Regions from separate parts of the Homo sapiens genome. Here region 1 is linked to region 2. Evidence: read pairs that join two places in POLR2A ChIA-PET (ENCODE). Cell type or tissue: PC-9. All regions are shown on one strand.

Region 1 (8,000 bases), 130 kb before region 2:
GCCCTGCATGGTGCTTCTCAAATTCCATCCTGAGCCCTCTGAGGCCTTGCTGGCGCCTGCTGACATCTTCCTGGGCTCCCATGTTCTGGGCTTCGCTGCTGCTGCTGCTGCTGCTGCTTTCCCGAGATGACTTTTTAGAATAGAGTGACCAGGTATTTGCTCAGGCGCCTGTCCCCTCTGACTCAGGCACACGCTCTTCATAGAAATATTATCCTAGAGTCAGTTTTCAGGCCTCCTATGGGTTGCTTTATTCTGTACAGAGTTTCTGCCTGCTGCTCATCTAAGTGCCCACAACTGGGCACAGCTCATGCTCGTCTACACGTGCAGTGAATTTTTGACTTCTGGAGGTGTTCCCCTGCTCCCCGTTGTAACCCCTTGGTTTTGGGTTGTAATTATGTGGTGCTGCACTGACCACAGGGGGCTTGTCACGCCTTTCCTCATCACAGAACTCACTCAACCAGTTCCTGTCCCGAGGTCTGACATTAATCTGCTTTGGGAAGTCTTCCCCAAGTCTGACAACTGCAACCTGCCTTGATGGCATATTCTGCCAATGGGTGTTGGGAATAAAAACATGTTTTTATTACAAACACCTATGGGGATAGCAGGTCTCTCAGCACTCACAGGCTCCAGCCTTGTTCCCTCAAAAGTTCCCTTTGCTTACTTCCTTTTTCTTTTTCTTTTTTTGAGACAGAGTCTCACTTTGCTGCCCTGGCTGGAGTGCACTGGCACGATCTCGGCTCACTGCAATCTCCGCCTCCCAGGTTCAAGCGATTCTCCTGCCTCAGCTTCCCGAGTAGCTGGGATTACAGGTGTGTGCCATCACACCTGGCTGACGGAGTTTCACCACGTTGGCCAGGCTGGTCTTGAACTCCTGACCTCAGGTGATCTGCCTGCCGTGGCCTCCCAAAGTGCTGGGATTACAGGCATAAGCCACCGTGCCTGGCCTCTTAATTCCTTTTTCTAGGACCAGAGTGGCAACAGGAGGCCCTGACAGGCCTCCTATTGCTAGCCCAGATGGCCCTGTCCTCTGGGCAGATACAGTCCTCTTCAGGCTCACTGCTGGGTAACAGAAGCTCCATTCACTTCCTTAGTAGTACACAACTGTACATGGTGGTAATGAATTGTGATTATGTAAAAATGACCCACATCAAAATGGGTAGAAAACATCTATTTGTCTATTTGGTAGGTAGGTTCGAGCGCTCTTACATTGTCTCCACCATTTACTTTCCTCCCAACCTTTTGAGGGTGGACTCATGACATAAATCTTAAGCATGCAGGTTGATGACTTTTTACATAAGTACACACCCAATTAACCACCACCCAGATGAAAACAGAGAACACTTCTTGTGTCTCAGAGACTCATGCTCCTCCCCAGTCAACACGGCCTCCCCAGCCACTGATCTAACAGAAGCCTGAGAGCTCCACAAGGGCCCAAGCAGGCTCTAGGACTCCACAGACAGGCCCAGAGCTGCTCTTCACCCATAACCTGCACCAGCCCTGGGGGCTCCCTGCTGCAGTCCACCCTGGAGCATTAGAGCCTCTGCTTTCCCCAGGGATGTGTGTTAGGTGATTTCAGGCCACTTGGAGGGAGAGCATGAAAGGGCAGCAGGAGATCACAGATCTTTCTGGCAGTGGAAGGAGAAAAACCCAGAAGCCAGAATAGGAGGAGGTCACAAGGAAGACCCTGGGAGGAATTCTTTTTCAGTTTTAAAACAACAAGTTTTTGTTGTTGTTGCTAAATGTTTCTTTGTGAGAAGAAAGCCTGCTAGCAACCTCCAATGTAGGGGGAGAGATGGGGAAGAAGAAATCTTGAGGGAGGTGGAAACCTAAGCAGATCCTTGCCTGGGAACAGCCACCATGTAAGTTTAGCTCAAGAGCTCCAGGAAGCATCTGGCAGGCCTGGGACTGACAGGCAGCAAAGCACAGTGGTTCAGAGAGTGGATTCCAGGCCTCTATCACTCACTCAGGTGACCTTGGCCTGGTTACTTAAAAAAAAAAAATCTTGCTATGACAGTTTCCCCATTTGTAAAATGGGGTATTATAGCCTACCTTGTAGGATTGTTGCAAGGATGAAATGAATTAACACAGGAAAACATTTAGAATAGTGCCTGTATATTCAAAGTGCTAAGAATTAGCTGCTATTAGATTGAGCCTCACGAAATTGCCAATATTCAACCATTTTAATCTACAAAAACAACTGCATATGATTCAACCTAACATATTATTATGATTCTATTACACTAGCCCAGGCTGAGGGCAGGAATTGTCAAGAGTCCCCACCTACCACAAAAGAGGCTTTGGCCCAGCTCTGCTGGCAGCTCGCATTTCAAGCTGCCACGGGCCCGGAGGATCCAGCCATTCTGCTCCCAGAGTACTATGTGCAAATGTGCCTCAGGCTCCTTTGCCCAGCGGTCTCAGGAAGGAAACCTCTCAGTGTGATCTCCTTTGTCAGTTTTTGGTCCTCTCTGCCAGGCAGCGGCCCTAGACAACTGCTTGGCCAGGGAGAAGCACGCACCCTTCCTGCTGGGGGCTTTTGTCGCAGCTGGGACCCAGCCCTTTGCCCCTGTGTACTCTGATGCCTCCTCTCCAAACCAGTTTCCCTCAGTATGAACCTTGTATGGTTTACTCATTATGTTAAAAACCACTTAATTAGAAAAGTGGGTTTTTAAAGCTCGCCTCATTGCTTCCAGGACTCGTGAATACACTAAAGGAAGTATTAATATTAATGATAATAAGCTCACTGTTTCGAGGTCTATATATCAAGTACACTATTCTAACTGTCTCACATGTATTTGTTTCTTTATTCTCATCATAGCCCAAGGAGGTAGGTACTATTGCCCCATTTATAGATAAGAAAACGGAGGCACAGAGAAACAAGTTACTTACTTACAGCTGCATGTTTAGGAAAGTGTGAGAGCTGGGATCCGACCCCAGGCAGTCTGGCTCCAAAGACCATGGTTTAACCACTGTACTACTCTGCACAGTCCCTAACCTTGACAGGAAGATATCTGCTTCCTCTCTGAACCCCTTACTGGCTCCCTTTATATCTGGCTCTTTTTCCCTGTTCTTCAAGTGTAACCAGTTTGCTGGTCTGCTAAAACTGCTGCAACTACCACTTTTATTTCTGTAACCACTTCAGCTGGTTTTTCTCTGAGTCACTTAACGTGGCTTTTAGCCCTAAAACTTCTCTCCTAGGCTGGACATGTTTGGTTTTTTACAATACCTGTATTCATCTACAGAGCTTCCTTCACAGTGATTTCACTACAAGCAGCCCTTCAGCAGTTAGGATACATGTGCCTACTTTCTCTGCAAAAGTCACACCCAACAGTTCACAACCTTACACAATGCTTTGTGCCCTTGTTCCTCACACCTCTGCCATGATTCTGTCTCCTAAAGGACACTGCCTGTCTAGCCTAACACCCAGGCACATTTTCTTCTTTTATCATTCATAGAATTTTAGAACTATGGAGGTGGGAGGAACTTTTCACCTTATCCAGTTTAATCGCCCATTCTATTTTGTCTAAAAGAAAGATGTGAGACTCTTCCACAAACAGGATTAATCGAGGTGTTAATACAGCAGCAGACAATAGCCTCCAATGCTGTTCTGTTGGGTATTGCCAAAAGGCCTCAGACCTACCAGATAATTGAAAATGCTACCCAGTAAAGAATATCTCTAGGATTAACATAGCTGTAAAGTCACAGAGTATTGTCCTCTGTTCTGCCGATATTGTGAACTGCTAAAAGCCATTCCAGGAATCATCTGCACCTCCCTGAGCTGATCTGGGAAGCACTTTTATCACATATGGCAAAGCTCTGAGCCTGGCTCATGATAACTAAATTAAACTTCATGCTCTTACTATCCGGCTCCACCTCAACCACATTATCCAAATGGATAGCTCATCCCAGCATACAGCCATTCCAGCCCCTTGTCCTCATTTATCCTGGAATGCCACACATGCTGCTCACTGGCAGAAGCCATGGTTCTTAATCAGTGGCCTGAAGCCTCGGCACCATGGCTAGCATCTACTCACAGAAGTCAATGCATCTGCTCTCCTTTTTCTTCCAAAGCCCTTACTTGGGCAAGCTGGGTCCTGTCTTTCCATCTATCTACTAAATAGTCTTCTGTTCTTTTGCCCCCTAACACCAATCACAGAGTGGTAATGCTCAGGGATCACATGGAGACGCTGCCACTCTTCAGAACATCTATGTTATTAGTTAGAACTTAGAAAAGCATTCAACTTTCTCTGGCTTTTCCCCCTGCTTTTAAAAGAGGTATATACCTATTAAAAACAAACAAACCAAAAAACCTCTCAGTTCAGAAACGTGCAAAGCATAAAAGCAATACACTCGCCACCCCCAACCCTAATGATTCTCTCTGGAGAGCCTGACAATCTCCTCAATCCTTATTTCCCTGACCCTGGAACAGCTCCTAGCCTACCCACCACCTAACATAGGCCCTTCTTGAGTTTTCTACATAGGGACTCTGAAGCACCCCCACCCAGGGGTTCCAGGAGGCTGTACTCTTGCTGGTCATCCCCTCTCAGCCACCTCTGCTCCCTGACCTCTTCATGTAGTCATATAAGAGTGTGTCAAGGCTGGGCCCTGGTCCCCTTCTCTGTCCATCCTTACTTCCTTAGGGATCTCATCCAGTGTGTCGGCTTTAAGCAGCATCTAGGCAAAGGCTCCTAAATTTATAGGTCCAGTCCAGATCTCTCTTTCAAACTCCAAACTCAAGATATATTTGCCTAGTCTGCATCTCTATTTAGACGTCTAATGGTACTTCAAATCCAATATGGCTGAAGCTGGACTCTTGCTGTCCCCACTGTAGCCTTCTCCATAAACCATAAAGCCATCCTGTAGCCTTCTCCATAAACTGTAAAGCCATCCAGACTCACCCCTTTCTGTTGTACTCTACACCCAATTCATCAGGAAATCTTGTTGGCTCTACTTACTAAACAGATCCAAAATCTGGCCACTTCTCACACCTCCACTGTCACTATCCAGGTCCTACCACCTTCATGTCTCATCTGGAGGATTACAGTAGCATCCTGGGTGGTCTCTGCTTCCACTCTTGCCCACACCTACAGTCTACATAGAAGCCAGGGTGGCCCTACTGAAACTAAGTCAGATTGTGCCACTCTCCTCTACTCATGGCTCTTAGAGTTCCTCTTCCACTCAGAGTAAAAGCCAAAGTTCTTACAGTGGCTACAAAGTCCTCTGTGATCTGGGTCCCTGTGACTCCTCTGACCTCACCTCTTCCTATTCTTCCCTTGGATCACTCTGCTCCAGGCCACACCAGTGACCGTCATGATTCCTTCCATAGCTCAGGCATGCTGCTGCCTGAGGCCCCTGCACTGGCTGTTTCCTCTGCCTAGACACTCTTCCTGCTGATGTCCACGTGGCTTGCTCCTTCACCTTCCCCAGGTCTTTGCTCAGATGTTACCTTCTCAGTGAACCTATCAAGACTACTTTATTCGAAATTGCAACCTGTCCCTTCTCTACCACCTAATAAAACCTTTACCCTGCTCTACTTTTTAAAAAAATATTATTTCTTAGCACCTTTACATTCTTTTCAATTTACTATTTACTATGATGTTATTTACTGTATGTCTCCCCACAACTATCAGAGTACGTAAGCTTTATGAGAACAGAGACCTCTCTGTTTCACTTCTTAATATAGCCTTTGTCTTTGACAGTGCTGGCATGTAGCAAGCATTCAATAAATGCTTGTCAGTGAATGACTGAAAGATCTCTTAGGCCTGCCCAGTCACTCTGCAGCCATTCTGGCACAAACACCCTTCTCACACTGAAGAACCCCTGGGCTCCAGTGACTTCCTGCCAACTAAGAGGGACGACCCCTTCAGAGCACCCCTTCTCCCTTCCTACTCCCAGCCAGGTACCTGCTATGGCACCTTCTGTCTGCACTGCCCACTGAGGGGCTAACTCCCATTCTAATGTTCATTCCCTGCCCACACTAAGCTCTTGGCCACTCACCTGAAAATCCTCCTCATCCAAGATCTCTTTCCTCCACTTGATCAAGAAGGCTGCACACACGTAGAGATGAAAGTGGGAGAACCCTTCTGGTTCAGACTGGGAAGCAGAAAAATAGAGTTAGGTCTCCCAGCCCTGACAAAGATTCAGCTCTGGTCCTCTCAGTTCCATTCCTTCTGGGAGGTGGGAAACTCTTTCACGGTTGGGGAGATGGAGTTCTGAAGAGACTTAGCAAAGGCCCTGCCCTGAGGCTAAAGCAGACATGGAAGTAGAAAAGAGGAGAAGGGGAAGCTTCTAAGCAGCTACATTCCACAACATGGCAGAGAGCTGGACACCTCAGAGACAGCCTGGCACAGAGAGGCCGGGGAATCCCTCCTACCTGATATGTGTCCCACAGGCGGATGGTGCAGCGAAGAGGAAGCTCCCGCATAAGCAGGTTGTTCATCCAGCGGAAGGCAAACTGCAGGTATTCTACCTCGTACCTCCTGAAGTGATTATGTACCTGCTCTGAAACAGGAAGCATCATTGGGGATCAACCTAGGGGACTGGACCCTGAAAGGGCCACAGGAGCCAAAATAGCAGCTCCCACTTCTTACTGCCCCCTCCCATGGGTAAGCAGACACAGAGGAGGCAGACAGCCATCTGACTGTCCTTTATGTTTGATTCCATCATCTCACAGCAACACTGCATGGTTAACTCAGCCCAGCAGACAGAACTATTTTAACATCCCCCAGTGATGTTCTAGGAGCCCCGCTTCCTTTGTGGGGCCGCTCTGGCCACAAAGCAGAGGATAATGAGGTTCACTTGGCTGCTCAACCTTAGTACTCATCAGAGAAGAAGCCAGAACTGAAAAGAACCATGGAGGTCACCTTGGCCACCCTCCTACTGGCGAGGAACTCCTCTTCAGCATCCCCGCCAGATGGCTAGCCAGCAGGGATGTGAACACTGCCAGCGAAAGGGGCTCACAAACTCCACTCAAGGGAAGCCTCTTCCACTGATGTATGAAGTGATTCACCAGAAAGCGCTTCACCATATTCAACAAAACCAGCTGCCTCCTCACTCCCACCCTTTGGTGTTCGTGTGATATTCTCAGGCAAGCCCAAACAAACCTGATTGCTGTTCCACAGGACAGCTCTCCAAATAATGCTTAGTGGGATTGTTTTCTAAATTACTGTCCTCAGTTTCCTACCCTATAAAATGGGAATAATCATTCACACCTCAGAGGGTTTCAGGGAAGATAAATGAGAACACACAAGTAAAGTGCTTACAATGGCACCTGGAATGTGGTAAATATTTCAAACAATTCTTGAAAGAAGAACTATTAACAATGGTTATGGCCAGGTGCTGTGGCTCACACCTGTAATCCCAGCACTTAGGGAGGCCGAGGTGGGCGGAGTGTTGAGCCCAGGAGCTCAAGACCAGGCTAGGCAACATGACAAAAGCCTGTCTTTACTGAAAATACAAAAATTGGCCAGGCGTCATGGTGCGCACCTATAATTCCAGCAACTCAGGAGGCTGAGGTGGGAAGATCCTTTGAGCCAGGAGGTCAAGGCTGTAGTGAGCCAAGATCGCACCAGTGCACTCTAGCCTGGGCGACAGAGCAAGACTCCATCTCAAAAAACAAGTTATTTCTGGGGAGAAGAATTTAAGGAGAGGAAGGATTCCTACCTTATCACCCTGGCTGGAATACAGTGGTGCGATCTTGGCTCACTGTAGCCTTGACCTCCTGGGCTCGAGTGATCCTTCCATCTCAACCTCCTGAGTAGCTGGGACTACAGTCGTGTGCCACCATGCCCAGCTACTTCTTAAATTTTTTGTAGAGATGGGGTCTCACCATGTTGCCCAGGCTGGTCTTGAACTCCTGGGCTCAAGTGATCCTCCTGCCTCGGCTGGGATTACAGGTGTGAGTCACCGTCCCCAGCCTGTTTAAATTTTTTTAATGAGGAAGTATTACTTCTACAATGCAAAGAAACATCCAAGATATATATACTTAAAAATCCACTATTCCA
Region 2 (8,000 bases):
AAGACCAGCCTGGGCAATACAACAAGACTCCACCTCTACAAAAAAATTTATAAAAATTAGTCAGGCGTGGTATGTGTGCCTGTAGCCCCAGCTATGAGGAAGCTGAGTCAGGAGGATTGCTTGAGACCAGGATGTTGAAGCTGGAATAAGCCATGATTGCACCACTGCACTCCAGCCTGGGTGACAGAGTGAGGCCCTGTGTCAAAAAAAAAAAAAAAAGCTTGTCACAAAACAAGGTGATCATGGTGACAGCTCAGATTAATGTAGGGCCTGAGGGAGCCACTTTTTTTCTTTCTCTTTTTTTTTTTTTTTTTTGAGGTGGAGTTTCACTCTCGTTGCCCAGGCTGGAGTGCAATGGCGCGATCATGGCTCACTGCAACCTCTGCCTACCAGGCTCAAGCGATTCTCCTGTCTCAGCCACAGCCTCCCGAGTGGCTGGGATTACAGGCACCTGCCACCATGTCCAGCTAATTTTTATATTTTTAGTAGAGATGGGATTTCACCACGTTGGTCAGGCTGGCCTCGAACTCCTGACCTCAGGTGATCCGTCTGCCTTGGCCTCCCAAAGTGCTGGGATTACAGGTGTGAGCTACTGTGCCCGGCCAGGAGCCACTTTTTTTCTACTCAGCAAGTTTTCTCCCCCACTTCCACTACTGCCTTCTCATAATAGCTCCTGTTTCCCTCTGTCTTTGAAGGAACTTTTCTGGAATCTGCACCAGAACATTTTTGCTTTCATTTCATTGGCCTTAACTTTGTCATGTGTCCAAAGCTAGCTGCAAGAGAATCTGAGGAATTTCCTGTTTATTCTTAAGGAAGGACTCACGACTTGCTAAACATAAGAGGTTCTAAAGTAAATAAATAAATAAATAAAAATAAAACTTTGGCTGAGTGCAGGGACTGACACCTGTAATCCCAACATTTTAGGAGGCCAAGGCAGGAGGACTGCCTAAGGTAAGGAGTTTGAGACCAGCCTGGGCAACACAGCAAGACCCCATCTCTACAAAAAATTTAAAAAATTAGCTGGGCATAGTAGCCTGTGCTTATAGTCCCAGTTGCTCAGGAGGCTGAGGCAAAATGATCACTAGAACCCAGGAGTTCAAGGTTACAGTGAGCTATGATTGTACCACTGCACTCTAGCCTGGGTGACAGAACAAGACTGTGTCTCTAAAAGAGTAATAATAACAAATTACTATTTAATTTAATAATAAAATAAATGTAATAATAAAATAATTTTAAAAATAAAAATTAGAAGTCTATCACCAAGGAAGAAAAGGATAATACATATCTGTATAGGCAATAATCTCTGCCCAAAGCCCTGTCTATTAATGGAGCATTTTATATATAAAATGGTGGAATTTTGGAAATTACCAAAATTAATTATTTTTTTAACTTTTATTTTAGGTTTGGGGATACATGTGAAGGTTTGTTCATAGGTAAACACGTGTCGTGGGGGGTTGTTGTACAGATTATTTCATCACCCAGGTAATAAACCTAGTACCCAATAGTTATCTTTTCAGCTCCTCTCCATCCTCTCACCCTCCCCTCTCAAGTAGATCCCAATGCCTGCTGTTTCCTTTTTTTTTGAGACAGAGTCTTGTTCTGTCACCCAGGCTGGAGTACAGTGGCGCGACCTTGGCTCACTGCAAACTCCTCTTCCTGGATTCAAGCAATTCTCCTGCCTCAGCCTCCCGAGTAACTGGGATTACAGGTGCCCACCACCACGCCGGGCTAATTTTTATATTTTTAGAAGAGACAAGGTTTCGCCATGTTGGCCAGGCTAGTCTTGAACTCCTGATCTTAGGTGATCCACCCGCCTCGGCCTCCCAAAGTGCTGGGATTACAGGCGTGAGCCACCGCGCCCGGCCTGCTGTTTCCTTGTTTGTGTTCATAAGTTCTTATCATTTGGCTCCCAGGAAATTACCAAAATTAATTATGTACATCCACATTATGGCCATATCAAAATGATTGTGTTTGTCCATAGTTCTTGAAATGGAAACATACCAACAGCACTTTGTTAAGTGGGAAAAGGTTACTAAAAATACAAGCTCTGGCTCGTGTGGTGGCTCATGCCTATAATTCCAGCACTTTGGGAGGGTGAAGTAGGAGGATCACTTGAAACCAGGAGTTCAAGACCAGCTTGGGCAACAGAGTGAGACCCCATCTCTACTAAAAAAAAAAAAAAAAAAAGAAAGAAAGAAAGAAAAAATACACACACAGAGAGAGAGAGAGAGAGAGAGAGAGTCTGGACATACTCAAAGTATTTCTCTCTGGGGTGGTAGGATTACATCACATAACTTTAATTCACTTTATATTATTATTTTTATAAAAAAACATGTGCCTTTTTTATAAGCAGAACTAAAAAAATGTATTTTCACTTAGAAATACGTGAGCATCTGTGTCTCTCAGGCACTTCCTGAGTGGAGCTGAAAGGCGAGTTGTGGCAGGGTGGGGTTCAGAGTTGGGGGTGTCTTCCCTCCAGCACACAATGGTACTGAGTGACCCGGTGTCTGGGAGCCCCTGGGCAGGGGTATCTGGGAGGCCTGGAGCTCAGGAGCGAGCTCGGTGCTGGAGTTCCAGGAATTAGTCATGAGGGGAAAGCAGCGGTGCTGGGTGTCTCCTTGGCCTCCCAGGAGCTGCTCCCTGCCCTAGAGAGGGAACTACGCAGACTGCAGCACCCCAGACTCCCTGCCTTCTGGCTTCCAGTTGGTTCAATGGGAGGCCCTGCTGGGAGATGAGAGGGTGGCTCCCACAGGGTTGGGTTATACAGGCTGATTTCTCAAAGGAAGGTCACAGCTCTTGTCAGGCAGCCTTCTGGACACGTATGCAGAGCCCCCAGCTCTGGTCCCTGCTCCCTCCTGTAGCCCCCCGGCCCCCACCCCAGGCCCCAGGGAAGGAATGCGCCCCAGGGTACAGCACTGCCCCCTTGGAGTGCTTTTTTATGCTCTCCTTACATTACTCGATTTGAGCTGGCCATTTGAGCTGGCTGTCTGTCTCCTGCCAAGATCCTGACCACCACAGAGGGCTTAGCAGTGAAAAAGGGGAAAGACACCCAAGTTTAAATAGGAAAGAAGAGAAGGAGGTGAGCCAGGGGTGGTGGCTGATGCCTGTAATTCCAGCACTTTGGGAGGCCAAGGCGGGTGGGTCACCTGAAGTCAGGAGTTCGAGACCAGCCTGACCAACATGGAGAAACCCCATCTCTACTAAAAATACAAAATTAGCCGGGCATGGTGGCACGCACCCGTAATCCCAGCTACTCGGAAGGCTGAGGCAGGAGAATCGCTTGAACCCAGGAGTCGGAGGTTGCAGTGAGCCTAGATCGAGCCACTGCACTCCAGCCTGGGTGACAGAGTAAGACTCCGTCTCAATTAAAAAAAAAAAAAAAAAGCTTCTGCACAGCAAAGGAAACAATCAACAAAGTAACAAAGTGAAAAGACAACCCAGAGAATGGGCGAAAATATTTGCAAACTACCCACCTGACAAGGGATTAAAAACCAGAACATATAAGAAGCTCAAACAATAGGGAAAAAATCCAATAATCTGATTAAAAATGGGCAAAAGATTTGAATAGGCACTTCTCAAGAGAAGACATACAAATGGCAAACAGGCATGTGAAAAGGTGCTCAACATCACTGATCATCAGAGAAATGCAAATCAAAACTATAGTGGGATATCTTCTCACCCCAGTTAAAATGGCTTTTATCCAAAAGACAGGCAATAATGAATGCTGGTGAGGATGTGGAGAAAAGGGAAGGAACCCTCCTACGCTGTTGGTAGAAATGTAAATTAGTACAGCCACTATGGAGAACAGTTTGGAAGTTCCTCAAAAAACCAAAAATAGAACTATCATATGATCCAGCAATCTGACTGCTGGGTATATACCCCAAAGAAAGGAAATCAGTGTGTCGAAGAGATATCTGCACTTTCATGTTTGTTGCAGCACTGTTCACAATAGCCAAGATTTGAAAGCAACCTAAGTGTCCATTGACAGATGAATGGATAAAGAAAATGTGGTACATATACACAATGGAGTACTATTCAGCCGTAAAAAGGAATGAGATCCTGTCATTTGCAACAAAATGGATGGGATGGGAGGTCATTACGCTAAGTGAAATAAACGAGGCACAGAAAGACAAACATTGAGGTTCTCATTTATCTGGGAATTCTAAAAATCAAAACAATTGACCTCATGGACAGAGAGTAGAATAATGGTAACCAGAGGCTGGGAAACATAGTGGGACCCTGGTAGGGAAGAGAGGATGGTTGATGGGTACAAAAAAAAAAAATAGAAACAATGAATGTGACTATAGTCAATAATAATTGAAGTGTACATTTAAAAATAACTACAAGAGCATAATTGGATTGTTTGTAACACAAAGGATAAATGCTTGAGGAGATGTATACCCCATTCTTCATGATGTGATTATTACACATTGCATGCCTGTGTCAAAACATCTCCTGTACTCCATAAATATTTACACCTACTATGTACCCCAAAAATTAAAAATTAAAAAACAATTGGCCGGGCACAAGTGGCTCACACCTATAATCCCAGCATTTTGGGAGGCCCAGGCTGGTGGATCACTTGAGGTCAGGAGTTTGAGACCAGCCTGGCTAACATGGTGAAACCACATCTCTACTAAAAATGCAAAAAATAGCAGGGCGTTGGGGCGCATGCTTATAATCCCAGCTACTCGGGAGGCTGAGGCAGGAGAATCACTTGAACCCGGGAGGCAGAGTTTGCAGTGAGCCGAGATCGCACCACTGCACTCCAACCTGGCCGACAGAACGAGACTCCATCTAAAAATGAAATGAAATAAAATAAGACAAAATAAAAATACTAAATACTCCATAATTTAGGGATACATACCTATAAAATAAAATGTTATTTTAAAGTGAAAGAATGCTGCTATGCTGTTAGCCAGGTGCAGTACCTCACATCCGTAATCCCAACAATTTGGGAGGCCGAGGCGGGTGAATCACTTGAGCCCAGAAATTTGAGACCAGCCTGGGCAACATTGCAAAATCCTATTTCTATAAAAAATTTTAAAAGTTAGCCGGGCACAGTGGTCACGCCTGTAATCCCAGCACTTTGGGAGGCTGAGTTTGGAGGATTGCTTGAGGCCAGGAATTCAAGAACAACTTGGTCAACATAGTGAGACACCCATCTCTACAAAAAATTTAAATATTAGTAAGGTGGGCTGGGCACGGTGGCTCACGCCTGTAATCCCAGCACTTTGGGAGGCTGAGGCGGGCGGATCACGAGGTCAGGAGATCGAGACCATCCTGGCTAACATGGTGAAACCCTGTCTGTACTAGAAAATACAAAAAAATTAGCCAGGCGTGGTGGTGGGCACCTGTAGTCCCAGCTACTCGGGAGGCTGAGGCAGGAGAATGGCGTGAACCCAGGAGGTGGAGCTTGCAGTGAGCCTAGATTGTGCCACTGCACTCCAGCCGAGGCGACAGAGCAAGACTCCATCTCAAAAAAAAAAAAATTAGCAAGGTGTGGTGGCAACATGTCTGTGTCTCAGCTTCTTGGGAGGCTGAGGCAGGAGGATCACTTGAGCCCAGGAATTTGAGGCTGCAGTGAGCCTCAATTGCGCGACTACCCCAGCCTGGGTGACAAGCTCAAAGTAAATAAATAAATAAGCCGGGCATGGTGGCTTATGCCTGTAATCCCAGCAATTTGGGAGGCTGAGGCGAGCAGATCACCTGAGGACAGGAGTTCAAGACCAGCCTGACCAACATGGTGAAACCCTGTCTCTACTAAACATACAAAAATCATGGTGGCACATGCCTGTAATCTCAGCTACTTCGGAGACCGAGGCAGGAGAATCGCTTGAACCCAGGAAGATGAGGGTGCAGTGAGCCAAGATCATGCCACTGCACTCCAGCCTGGGCAAGAGTGAGACTCTGTCTCAAAATAAATAAATAAAATATAAAGTAAGAGAATGCCAAACACAAAATTTAGGACAGTGGGTTGTATCTGGGGGAGGTAAGAAATGGACTAAGAGAGGATCATATAGATAGATGGATGTCATTGTTAATATTCTGTTTTTTGAGCTGGGTGGTGGATTCACTACCCAGTATGATAAAATATAATAATAACGGGCCAGATGCGGTGGCTAACGCCTGTAATCCCAGCACTTTGGGAGGCCGAGGCAGGTGGATCACCTGAGGTCAGGAGTTCGAGATCAGCCTGGCCAACATTGCGAAACCTGTCTCTACTAAAAATACAAAAAATTAGCCGGGCGTGGTGGCAGGCGCCTGTAATCCCAGCTACTTGGAAGGCTGAACCAGGAGAATTACTTGAACCTGGGAGGTGAAGGTTACAGTGAGCCGAGATCACGTCATTGCATACCAGCCTGGGTGACAAGACTCCGATTTAAAAATATATATATATATATATATATATATATATATATATAAACAAAAGACCATTCTTGGACCAAGGATGAGAATATACGATGAGCCAAGGATTATGATGAATCCACTTCTGTACATCGGATGTCCTGTTATAATAAATAAAAATAAAGACAGTCCTCTGGTCTTGCCCCTAGTTCTGCTTATTTTTGCACTTCCTCCCACAGCACTGCTGAGGGGACACTGCAACCTTGCTCTTGGCAATCGGGGTTAGTAGTGCAAGGCTGGGCAGGAAATGAACTGGGGGATGAGGCCATATCTTTTTTAACACTGTTCTTGATAGGTCTTTTGTGGTGAAGGTTTCCAAGAACCAGCACAGCAGTTGAAGGAGCTGAGCAACATTTACAAGAAATGTGCCCCTGCCCCACCCCAACCCCCCCGGGTCCCCTTTCTTCTCCCTTTTCAGCCTCCAACTCTTCCTCCCCAGCCAGGCCCAAGTGAAAGATAGTTTACAGGAGTTCATAATGACTATTTCCACAGAACAGAATGGCTTACCCAACTCTGGAGTCTGGGGAAGAACCATTCTCACCTCCAGATCCTGGGCCCTGAAGGGACCTTGAGGTGGCTAATCCACACAAATGTTTGCAGTGAGCCAAGATCGCGGAGTCTGGATGACCATAGAACCACAGATGGCCTAGGTCCAAATTCTGACCTGACCACTACCTAATATGTGGCCTTTGACATGAAATTTACTGCTCTGCACATCTGTTATCCCCATCTGTGAAATGTGGATACATAACTGCATCAAGCCGGGCTAGGTGGCATGTACCTGTACAGTCAGCTACTCAGGAGGCTGAGGCAGGAGTATTGCTTGAGGCCAAGATTTTGAGGCCAGCCTGGGCAACATGACAAGACCCTCATCTCTAAAACAATAAAATAGGCAGAGCGGAGTGGCTCATGCCTGTAATCCTAGCACTTTGGGAGGCTGAGGCGGGTGGATCACCCGAGGTCAGGAGTTTGAGACCAGCCTGGCCAACATGGCAAAACCCAGTCTCTACTAAAAAAAAATACAAAAATTAGCTGGGCGTGATAGCACATACCTGTAATCCCAGCCACTCAGAAGGCTGAGGCAGGAGAATCGCTTGAACCCAGGAGGCAGAAATTTCAGTGAGCTGAGATCGCGCCATTACACTCCAGCCTGGGCAATACAGCGAGACTGTCTCAAAAAAAAATAAATAAATAAAAATACAAAATAAAATAAAATAAAATAAAACAAATAACAGTGTTTCCCCCTGTACTTTCCAATAGTGTCATAGAGTTGTTTTAAGGATAAATAAGTTAATGCATGCAAAGCATGCAGAATAGTGCTGGGCACATAGTAGGTACTGTATGTTAGCTATTATCACTAAGGAACTACTACATGCCTGGCACTAGGTTAAGAGTTATCAGGCCGGGCGTGGTGGCTCATGCCTGTAATCCCAGCACTTTGGGAGGCCAAGGCGGGCAGATCACAAGATCAAAAGATTGAGACCATCCTGGACAACATGGTGAAACTCCGTCTCTACTAAAAATACCAAAAAAAAAAAAAAAAAAAATTAGCCGGGCGTGGTGGTGGGTGCCTGTAGTCCCAGCTACTTGGG

The links. ChIA-PET counts read pairs that join two places held together with the same protein. Peaks named below come from ENCODE experiments on the same cell type or tissue, not always from the same donor. Only the 100,000 strongest peaks of a DNase experiment are listed, where the experiment ranks them.
Region 1: POLR2A ChIA-PET joins it to region 2 with 10 read pairs; 5 of 35 experiments call an interaction of 5 or more read pairs at or near these places.

The regions. Positions count from the first base shown.
Region 1 is chr6:37,315,201-37,323,200 of GRCh38, reverse strand. TBC1D22B (TBC1 domain family member 22B) reads right to left here. Exons shown (of 13, transcript NM_017772.4): 11 at 6,371-6,498; 12 at 5,995-6,090. Among named protein-coding and RNA genes, the nearest start is that of RNF8, 35 kb to the left of the region's middle. In PC-9, a CTCF peak has its summit at 7,904; a DNase peak (open chromatin) is centred at 3,130; H3K27ac peaks cover 1,509 bases.
Region 2 is chr6:37,182,110-37,190,109 of GRCh38, reverse strand. No RefSeq gene overlaps it. Among named protein-coding and RNA genes, the nearest start is that of PIM1, 16 kb to the right of the region's middle. RefSeq lists a cis regulatory region at 6,627-6,840. In PC-9, no CTCF peak of the experiment used is centred here; a DNase peak (open chromatin) is centred at 159; H3K27ac peaks cover 918 bases.